3 separate regions of the Homo sapiens genome follow, and regions 1 and 3 are each linked to region 2. A link is a contact called in ENCODE Hi-C or POLR2A ChIA-PET data. All regions are on one chromosome and are shown on one strand. Each heading gives the region's core, a stretch centred on a gene start or an enhancer-like site at or near the end of the contact. The rest is flanking DNA. Distances are from core to core; before and after follow the strand shown.

Region 1 (3,073 bases), core at 1-2,500, 270 kb after region 2:
GTGACATAATCACAGTTGAGCTTAGCTGATTCCAAAACTCCCTTCTCCACACAAGGCCTGGCTTTCAAACCTGTTGTCTGACTGTAGGTACAAACCTCCCATTTTGGGTGTAAAAAGCTGGTTCTTAACCATTTTGTCTTTTTAATTTTTTTTTTTTTTTTTTTTTACTTTTTGAGATAGTTTCACTCTGTTGCCCAGGCTGGCATGCAGTGGCATGATCTCAGCTCACTGCAACCTCTGCCTCCCAGGTTCAAGCAATTCTCCTGCCTCAGCTAGGATTATAGGTGCATGCCACCACACCTGGCTAATTTTTTTTTTTGTATTTTTCATAGAGATGAGGTTTCTCCATGTTGGTCAGGCTGGTCTCGAACTCCTGACCTCAAGTGATCCGCCCAGCTCGCCTTCCAAAGTGCTGGGATTCCAGGCTCGAGCCACCGCGCTGGCCTCTTTTTGCATTCTTGCTATAAAATTGGTATTTGTATCTTCCTCCCATTCTGCGCTCCCCCAACCCTGCAGGAAGGTGGATTCTTCAAGGGAACTGGAGAGAAGAGAAGCACATTCATGTATTTCCACATTCAGCCTCCATCTCACGAGTTACACCATTCCCAGCACGTCACCACCCCCAGACCTTTGGTTACCAGCCTGGGGGCAGAGGATAAGGACGTCATTCAAAAATAGAGAGATTCTCAAGCCTCCAGAGTGCGGGGGCCCAGCCGAGCATGCTGGCGGCTTCCAGGGAGGTGGCCACGCCCCAGGGGAAGTGGTTGCATGGAGGAAGAATCTCAGAGGAGGCTTGGACGTGGTAGAGCAACGCTAGTCCTGTGTTAGGACTGGCTAGTCCGTCCTGCAGGGATGAGGGGCAGAGCCTCAGCAGAAGTCCAGGCCAGTGTCCCCCCTCCAGCATAAGAGCCCCCCACTCCCACAGGGCGGAGGAACCACTGTGGTGGCGGAGCTTATTTCCCAGCAGCCCCGCGGGATGAGACCCAAACGAGAAGTTAGGGTGAGTTTGGAGGACATAAAGTGAGCTGGCTTCCCGTATACTGGCTGTGTGGAGTAATGTTCACGGCAACAGATTTCCATCTCCTCAGCCTCAGGCCCAACCCTGCTACCCCAGCCATACTCAGAGGCTCTGGAAATCTTACCTGGAGGAGACTCTTCTGTTACCACCAAGCCAGGAAGTTTCATGGCTTGGGAAGACCAAGAGGAAGTCCACCTCCCCCTCTCCTGCACCTGGAGTCTCCCATGTGCACGGAGGCCACGCCCCCACCCCGCCCTCAGGTGGCATCAGCCCAGGATCTGACCCTGGACTGGCTCACACTCAGTTGCCTCTGGCCAGTGCAGGGCTCAGCCAGGGATGGCTTCTAGCTGACAGTGGGAGGAATTAATTCATCTGACCGGAATATTCTTTTCTCTTCTGGGCTGTTGGTTTTTCAAGTGCAACAAAGATTCCATACAGCTCCAAGGAAGGAGCCAAGAAAAACATTCTGTGCCAAAGTGAGATCCTGGAAGTGAAACCCCGGAATAAAGCTGAAAAACGGGCTCCAGTTGGGTGCCAGGAAATGCAGGACTGGAATGTGACTTGACTTCCGGCAGCGCGCAGGTGCTCCCGGGTCACCTGCTTTGAGGTCCAGCCTCCTGCCCTGCCTCAGGTGACCACATGACCACTGTGGACTTTGCCCTGAAACCTTCTGGGAGGAGAAGAGGCCTGACCTTGGCGCTGGGGTCCAGTGGGCATTGCTCTGGTCCGAGGCTGCTGCTCTTGACCTCTGCTCTGCGGCTGTTTTCCATTGGAGTAGAGGCTCCTCCTGTCCTGTCCTGCCTGTGGAGGGAAGCAAACCTTCCCCTGGACCAGAGAGAGGAGAAAGCGGAGACAGGTAGCAACGCTGTGGACTGGTGATGACAGGCTCTTCAGCTCCCTGCAAGTGACCGGGCCTGGGGAACAGGTGAGTCATTGTTTAAACCTCTGTGCCCTTTGTGGAGTGTCTGCCTGTGTGTGTGTGTGTCTCTGCTTCTCTGTGTGTGAGTCTCTGTGTGTCTGTGTGTGTGCTCACGTGTTTGTACCCATGTCTGTATTTGTTTGTGTCTGTGCATGTGCCCATGTGTGTATAATCAAAGGACAAAGCTGGGGCGGAGACTTCCTAGTTCAGATTTCTGATGGCTCACTAAGTCGGATTCCCAGAAGGAGATTCTTATTTGCATTTTTCTTCGGGAAAGTTCCGGTTTTAAGGTCTTGAAAAAAAAAAACACAAAAAACTTCTGGTAATGAGAAGAACTCTTAAAGAAATCCATTTCAAATGACATCAACATTCCCAATTTAATACCCAGTGATATCTAGGAAGCTTGTCAGGTTTTCTTGTAAACTCCTTTTTACAATCTACATTGTGTTTTCTGTATCAGATGGCTGTATTCTGAATGCAATGTACAGGTGTACCTCTCGTAATCTCAATATTCTTCACAGGCCCCAGGCAAGGGTGACACAGGATCACAGTTGCCGATAGACTCATCAATCAGACCCTTCCCTGGAATGGCCCCTTCCCCGCAAAAAAGACTAATGTGGGATTTGCTCTCCGTTTTTTTTCCCTTTAGTGGAAGGGAGGTGCAAGAGATTAAAAAGCCCCAAGTTAAGATTACTAGAGAAGCGCCAGTCTTGAATATGGTGTTCCTGAAAACATCTTTGTCTTCAACAACCTAATAACATCTTTCACTACTAATAACCCCATCTTGATTAAATTCTGGAGGTGGGGGTCAGGTGCCACACTTTTAATTTTCTCTTTGGACAGAAGGCTCCAACCTCTCATTATTGAAAGCTTACAACACTCAATCACACAAAAAGTTATATAAGAAAATGTTTACTGCAGTCTTATTACAGAGAAAAAATTAAAACTAAGTAAAAATCCAGTATTAGGAAAATGGTTCAGCAAGTTGAGATAGTTGTAGAAATGTTATATGTCCATTAAACATGATTTTGAAGCAATGTGTGAGACTGCCTTTGGTATTAAGTATTTCTTACCCATCGGATAATAATTTTATGTTAAAACTATGGGTTTTGGTTTGTTTTTAGGAGTCATAGAAA
Region 2 (3,590 bases), core at 262-2,761:
GTAAAGAACGTTTATTTATTTGGTTATTTATGTAAAAAATATTCCACAACCCAGCTCTCTGCCTTGCTAACAAAGAAATGTTTGTTTCTTAGTAAATGAAAACAGTGAAGGCCATGTCAAGCCAAATGGAGAGAATAAAATTACTGCGAGATTCTGCTTTCCACGTAACTTCAGCCAAAACTCTAAAGTGGCAAGATCCGCTTTCAGATTATATTATATCGGCCTCTGAGGATTCTATGCAGATCTGCCACCCCTTGGAGAGGTTTACAAATAGGGAACAGAAATCCATGGCTCCCAAGAAGCCCTGGCCCCTCTCCTCGCTGGGCCACGAACCACTCCCCCAGCTACAACAGCGCCGGTGGTCCCTGCTTGCCCAGTGCCAGCGCCAAAGAGGTCTTGTGCGGCAGGTGCCTCTGACCAACATCACTGTTTCCGGGGAAAGGCCACACATACCAGAAACAACTGCTCCGGCCTTCCCAGGGACACTGGGTTCTCCCACGCCAGTAACCTATTCACAGTTTCCGTTAAAAGGTAGCTAAATACACGGAATAATGCAATAGCCAAAGCGGTTTAGAAGGGGCTTGAGTTAGCATTTTAGGAACACATTACAGACAAGGGAAGTGAACAGCACCGTTTCTTGCCGAGTGTGTGGCCAGTTCCTGTGGCCATGAGGCTGCCGCTAATCTCCACTTCTCCCTCCAAGTGGAAAGCCAAACGTGTTCCACCACTTCACCAAGGGACCCGTCCTTCTTTAAATTTCTATTAGCCAAAAGTGCCAAGTTAACAAGCAAACCAAAAGAAAAAAGAAAAAAAGCGATGGAAGTGTCCCGAAAAGGGCTGGCCTCATTTCTGCAAAAGACGTGATTTGCAAACAAGCAACTGCTGCAGGCGACAGATTGTCAGTGTTGACTAATTTCCATACAAACCGGCTGTGGTTCTGATTCCCGAACACTGCGTCTTCTGCAAGGTGCCCGTCTGCAGGTTTTGCAACGCGGGACGGCCTAGGGAAGGGAGCCTGCGCTGGCAGTCACCGCGGCGCACAGCCTGAGAAACGAGGTGCGGGGCTGGGGAACCCCGCGTCCTGTTTTTCCTTCTGAAAACTAGTTCTCCAGTGTGCAGGGCTGACTCACCCCACGCTTTCCAGAATGCCCGCTCTCCGACGTCCCCAAAGCCGTCCCTTCCCCGGCGAGAAGCGCAACACCGGTCCGCGCCCTCCGCCTCCCCTGTGCCCTGGGGCCTCCCGCCTGGAACCGGGGCGGCCCGCGTTCAAGGGCAGCGGATCTGTGCGCCCGCGGCGCCCGCCCCCACCCGCTCCCACCCGCTCCCACCCGCTCCCCTCCTCTCCCCTAGAGGACACCGGCTGGCCAGGGGAAGGGAGCTCGGCCGGGACCCCTGGACCTACTCACCCAGGAGCAGCCAGAGGCCGCGCCGCGGGAGGCGGCACAGGGCCCGGGCCATGGTGCACAGCGGTGCCGAGTCGAGTCCGCTCGCCACGCGCCCCGCTGAGGACTGAGCCCGCCGCGGCGCGGGCCCGGAGGAGACGCGCCGGGGGCGGGAGCGGGCGCGGGAGCGGTGGGAGGCGGCGGCCGCGCGGCCCGGCCCACTGCGGCTCCCCGCGTGGGTGCCAGGGCCGGGGGCGCCCAGGGCCGGTAAAACTTTGCAGGGGGGCCGCGCGGGCGTCTCCAGGCCCCTCCCGGGGGGCGGCACACTTGGGGTCCCAGGAAGGCCTCCTGAAATGTTCTCCGAGCAAATAAACACTTTTTAAACTAGGGAGGGTCTCCTAGACGACTCAGCGTGAGGGGCACCTTGGTCTCCACCTGGGGATCTTCCCCTCCTCCTCCTCCGAGGTTCTGGGCGTTCCTGCCTGGTGTTTGCCTTGCAAAAGGCTAAGATCTCCCAGCCTTATCTACCTCTCCGCCCAGGTGCAGGCGCTGGGGAGCGTGGGGGGCAAAACTCGCCACCGCGCCTGGCGAGACCCGTAGTAACCCAAAATGGCGCACACTTACCAGGCCCTGGAATGCTGCTCCAGATCTGCAGGATGAGTGGGTGGGCAGAGGCGGGGACAGCACGGCAGGTGAACAGAAGCCGTGGGGCTGGAGGAACAGGGCTCTTTGGGGGGATTGAGATGGCCTGGGAGTCTTGCTGTTGATGGGTAGGTAGCGAGAGCCTGGCAGGAGGTTGTGAGGGCCTGGCCACAGAGTCTTGAGATGAGGTTTGCTTTGGTGGCACTCTGGCAGCTGCATGGAAAACTGATGGGGGATCTTGGGTACATTCGTTTATGTAAAGTGGTGAGAGGAGGGCGCTCTGGAGATGGGCCGGGGAAGCCTGCGGAGGAGCAGGTTTTGGGAGGCACAGGCCTGGCCTCTCGGCATTACTGGTGGCTGGATTTCACTTGCAGTGGTTCCTTCTTGTATTATCCTGTTCCGAGAACTCTTAGCAACAGTAAATTTATACTTGTGCTAAGGAATGCACCACTGCCCTTGGAGGGGGAAGAATCACCACCCTGGTGCTGCGGCCACAGCTGTCTCTTTTGTGGTGGAAGCTGCAAGCGCACAGCATTGCTGAGTGACCATCGTTTTCTCCTAGGAAAGGGAACAGTCTGTGGCTGAGAGGCTGCTGCCACCTGCAGTAAGCTCAGAGAAGGGGAGACAGCTGACAGCGAGGTCATCCACTGGTTCTTCTAACACAGGCTGGGAGGGCACTCAGGGCCAGCATGCCTACCACCTGTGCAGGGGCCCCAAGTGTTCTGAGAGTGAGGGGTGAGATGGTGGGGGAGGGCACACATTCTCTTGACTTGATTAGCCCTTGTTCTTGAACCCTAGGAGATACACCCCATTGGGTGGCCTGGCATCCCTACTTTCTTCATTTAACAGACATTTGTGTCCCTATGTGCAAGACACTGTTAGATCGACAAGCCCTGCCCTTCAATTGGTGAATCTAGGGGGTGACCTCTAAGACTCTCAATAACATGAGCGCCACAATACAGGAGCCACCCGGAACAAGGGACACTCGCCTCAGCTGCAGTGCAAGTAAGGAGACAAAGGATTCTGGACAAAATGCAGCCCAGGCAGTCCTGAGGGCTGGGTGGAGAGAAGGGCACAAGGGAAATGCAGGCCCGAGCACAGGCCTGGCAGCCAGAGGCCGTGCCATGTGAGAGCAGCACAGCTAGTGGGGAAGGGTGGCTGCCAGCACAGCCCTGGGACAGGGCCACCGTACATCCTGCACTAGGCGATGGCCAGTCATAGTGGGGGAGAAGAACCTGCATCTTTCTGCAGCCATCACTCGCCCTCCATATCCAGGGACTCTGGCTTGAGCCACCCTTTCTACTTGTAGCTTGTGGACTTTGGCTGCATGTTTTTGGTTGGCAACTGGGACTCCTCTTTCATCAGGCTCAGCAGGAGTCTTTCTTCCCAACGTTTTCTCTTTGAAGCTTGACTGCAAGGAGGCAAGGCCAGAGGCCCCTGTCACTGCTGTTTTCTCAACACCCCCTAAAGGATACATTTTCCTAAGAAGACAAAGCCTATTTCTCAAGTTCACATGCTTTAGAAATTCACAGTTCTCTGGAGAATGCTGAAGTAAGGCACACACCT
Region 3 (3,859 bases), core at 944-3,443, 340 kb after region 2:
TCAAACACCTATCCATCTATCCACCCATCCACTTACCTATCCATCCATCCACCCATCCACTTACCTATCCATCCATCCATCCATCCATCCATCCATCCATCCATCCATCCACTCACCTACCACCTTAGCTGCCCATCCATCCACCTATCTATCCACCTATCCACCTATCCATCCATCCATCCATCCATCCATCCTACCATCCATCCATCCTACCATCCATCCTACCATCCATCCACCCATCCATCCATCCTATCATCCATCCATCCATCCATCCATCCTACCATCCATCCATCCATCCATCCATCCATCCATCCATCCATCCATCCATTCATCTCTCCCTCTCCCACAATCCATCTACTCACTGAGAAACATCCAGCGAAGGCTCTCTGCTGGCCTTTCGTATACCTATCCAAACATCACTTAGAGCTGGTCTGAATTACAGTATAAAAACCGGTAATCTGCATCAACATTACCAATCAGTTGCCAATGTTACCAATCAATGTTACCAACAGGTCTGACCATGTCTGCAGGATTGTGCTTATTGGGCAGTAGGAAGACCCTGGAGCTGTGGAGTGTGAATGAGGCCTAGAGCTAAGTCATGTTCTCCCAAACACATGGTTTCACCTGCAGGCTCATAGCATTTGCTGGTCAGCAGGCCTGACCTCATCACTACAGGAAGGGAGGTGAGGCCCAGCCCTCATGCCCCCTCTCCTTTCTCTGCCCCCCAGGGCTCCTTCCTCACACTGACCTCCTGGGCCTGGCCTCCCTAGCACAGCCCCACCGTCTCTCCCTCCTTTCTCCTACTGACCTTGGCTTGGCCGGTGCTGTGGCTGTGGCAAGTGATTTAGGAAAGGGACCCCAGGGTTTAGAGCCAGCAGGCCCCGTGGACCATCCACCTTTCTACTCCAGGGGCTGAGGGCACAGCTGGCACTGTGGAGGTCAGATCCTCTGGGCCCAGCCAGGCCTTGCTGCCCCTGGACACCCTTGCCCTGGGACCTGCCCCTTGCTCTCTGTGCCTCACGGGTCACAGGTGTGAACAAGCAGGCATTGGTGCATTGGAGTGTGCATTGTCAACTGCAAAGGGAAGCAGGACTGCGGGTGCAGGGCCCAGGGTGGCCTCAGAGCCACCTTCACTCTCTGCTCTGTGATGTGGGAGCTGGCCCTGCACACCACACCTCTGCCTTGCCTGCTCCTCTGTGAGGGCTCGGCTCGCAGTGAGTGAGAGTGGGAAAAGGAAGGAGAAGGAATGTTCCCCTTCCTGTGGCTTCCAGCACCAAGCCCTTGACCCTGACAGCTGGTCCAGCTTCATCACGGCCCCTGAGACATGGGCACCAGTGGGCAGCACCCCTGCCTTGGAGGGCTGGGTCCCACCCCTGGGTGGCCTCCTTGGAGCTGCCTGTTTCTATTAATCCCAGCCTCTGCCCTTTGCTTGCACCCCTGGTAGTTGTGGGGGATGCAGGCACTCCTGCAGTTATGACCTCTGATACCTCAGTATCTCCTTTTCCCATTCTCAGTTAACAGCATTTCAACCAGTTCCTTATGTGAAACGACCGCGTGGTTTCTGTTTTAGACATTTCCCTGACTGGCCCACCTGTGATCCCCGTGGGGATCCTATCCTCATCTCTCGGGCCTGGGGCCCCTCTGCAGGAAACTCCTCCCTTGTGGTTTTCACTCCCAGAGGCACAAGTGTCCCTATTCACTGGACTGGCTGTGCTGACTGTCCCCAAGTGGGGACAGCAGGGCCTGGCTCTTCCACAGCACTACCCTCAGGACAGCCCAGGACCCGGCACCTGGCGAGCATTCGGCGGATGTACTCAATCAATCACCGACGCATCTTCCAAAGCCTCCTGCGAGATGGAGACCTCACTGTGCACCTCCTTTCATCCGCCCCCGAGTGCCGTACACCCTCCTCCGTGATGTCCACACCAGCTTACAATTCTACCATCGACTGGGCCTTGGGAAGCTCTGGGTTCTCAGGCTCTGTCCTGAGCCAGCAGTGATCTTTTACATGGGTTGGAAAATTAAGTCTCATTGTACAGTTTTCCATTTATAATACAGAGATAGAAATAGTCAACCAGTTGGCAAAACTGGAAATCTGAACGACGGACTTTATAACAAACAGCTGAGATCAGGTGACAAGCACACGCTGTTACTGCCTGTCCTGCCTGAAGCTGCCACTGCCATTCACTGCTTTGCTGCCTGTTTAGGAATGTCTGGGAAGATGCTGGGGTGAGTCAAGGGGACCGGCTGCCTGCCTGGGCTCAGAGGGCCTCAGTTTCCCCAGTGGAAGGAAAGATGGGGGAGGCAGCATGGTACATTTTTTACTTAAATCTTTCTCTTAAAGATAAAAGCTGTCAAGGGTTTTAAAGGGGCCTGCAGGTGCCCGTGTCTGAGCTCTGACAGGTCTATTTTTACACACTCAGCGGATGCCTGCCTGGCTGGCAATGCTGCTGGGGCTCAGAAAACAATGCCCCAAATGAGGGCCTCAGCAGCAGCCTCAGAAGCAAAGTTTCTCTCTGACCTTCTCCTGCCCTCTTGTCTCTCAGGCCCATTCTTCCCCAAGGCCAGCCACAGAAACTAGAATCCCTCTTCCCCAAGGCAGGACATAGAAACCAGTATCCCTTTCTCCCAAAGCCAGCCATAAAACATACAAATATCACTCTTTCCCTCTACTTTTCTGTGTAAAAACTAGCCATAAAGAAATTATCTGGCTGGGCATGCACGGTTTATGCTTGTAATCCCAGCACTTTGAGAGGCCCAAGTGGGAGGACTGCTTGAGCCCAGGAGTTCAAAACCAGCCTGGGCAACATAGTGAGAACCCATCTCTAAAAAAAAACATTAAAAATAAAAAAAGAAATTATCTGACCTTCCTTGTTTGACTTTAGGTCATAAGACCCTCACTCCAGAGAGCATCCCGCCCCATTCTCGGAGGAGGAAAGGCCAAGAAGAATCCAGGCAGACAGACCTTGCTAGGTTCCCCACTCAGCCTATTAGCAGCAGGTCCGGCCTTGTTATATAATCTTCTTTCCACACGCAGTCCACCCTTTCTTGAACCTAAGCATAAAAATGGACAATTTCCCTGCATCTGTGGGTCTGTATTCTGAAGGCTCCCATGTATACACGGTAAACACATTTCTAAATCTTTTGTCCAATGAATCTGCCTTTTACGAGATGATTTTTCAGTGAACTTTCAGAAGGTCAAGGCTTTTGGCTCCGAACGTGCCCAGATGACAGAGCCAGAGAGCAGACCTGGTTTTATTTTTGTTCTCTCTGGACAGTGAGTGCCTTGAGGAGACGCATCCCAAACCAACAGGCAGAGACCCCGTGAACTCCCCCTGCACCCAGGGATGCGGAAATGAGCTTTCTGGGGCCTGGGGACCCACCTGTCAGGGTGATGTCCCCGGCCCCCACAATGAACATGAAGAGGAAGTATCCCAGGATCTCAGGGATCCTTTTAGTGTTGGTCCCTTTTGTCACTCTGCACTTGGGCCAAGGGGGCAACATTATCCTACCTATCTGATCAAGTCATGCTAAAAAAAAGAAAAAAACCAAAAAAATTCCAAAAGATTTTCCTTGTTCCTGACATGGAACAGAGATTTTCTGACCACTCTTGATAGGAGAAAACAAAAATAAAACCACATGAGCATAAAGAACCTAGTGTTGACGTCAGGCGAGGTCTGCACTGTCAGGCAAAGCTACCACCGAGGGAAAGAGGGAAAGGCACTGGAAGGGAAGGCACGGGGGTAGGGGGACTGGGTGCCCAGCGACCAGTCCAGGGGTTTTCCCTTCCTTTCTTGGCCATCGGCCATCGAAGCTGCTTCCTGCAGAGCCTGCCGCGTCCTCTATGGAAGGCCTTGGT

What was found. Hi-C counts contacts between places; a loop is a spot of excess contacts on that map. ChIA-PET counts read pairs that join two places held with the same protein, here RNA polymerase II (POLR2A). Pooled maps may share reads with other maps.
Region 1: a map of PC-9 shows a loop between it and region 2 (2.4-fold over the local background). The contact joins the promoter of RAB17-DT here to the promoter of RAMP1 in region 2. A Hi-C loop is called at or near these places in 2 of 168 maps with a recorded cell type or tissue (PC-9 and endothelial cell of umbilical vein) and 8 of 50 pooled maps. POLR2A ChIA-PET finds 5 or more read pairs at or near these places in 1 of 52 experiments (activated naive CD4-positive, alpha-beta T cell).
Region 3: a pooled map shows a loop between it and region 2 (2.7-fold over the local background). The contact joins the enhancer-like site here to the promoter of RAMP1 in region 2. A Hi-C loop is called at or near these places in 1 of 37 single-sample maps with no recorded cell type and 1 of 50 pooled maps. POLR2A ChIA-PET finds 5 or more read pairs at or near these places in 1 of 52 experiments (activated CD4-positive, alpha-beta T cell).

Annotation. Positions count from the first base shown.
Region 1 is chr2:237,589,337-237,592,409 of GRCh38, reverse strand. It overlaps RAB17-DT (RAB17 divergent transcript), which reads right to left and starts at 1,250. Exons shown (of 3, transcript NR_187201.1): 1 at 1,143-1,250; 2 at 379-538. It overlaps RAB17 (RAB17, member RAS oncogene family), which reads left to right and starts at 1,676. Exons shown (of 6, transcript NM_022449.4): 1 at 1,676-1,943.
Region 2 is chr2:237,857,544-237,861,133 of GRCh38, reverse strand. It overlaps RAMP1 (receptor activity modifying protein 1), which reads right to left and starts at 1,511. Exons shown (of 3, transcript NM_005855.4): 1 at 1,407-1,511. The coding sequence starts at 1,458. RefSeq lists enhancers at 2,124-2,910, 2,911-3,590.
Region 3 is chr2:237,513,250-237,517,108 of GRCh38, reverse strand. The region is part of intron 4 of MLPH (melanophilin); the gene reads right to left. Among named protein-coding and RNA genes, the nearest start is that of MIR6811, 4.2 kb to the right of the region's middle. RefSeq lists enhancers at 3,325-3,825, 3,826-3,859. Within about 2 kb of position 2,193, at least 4 of the 41 ENCODE cell types and tissues checked have a DNase peak (open chromatin) inside an H3K27ac peak, as active enhancers do.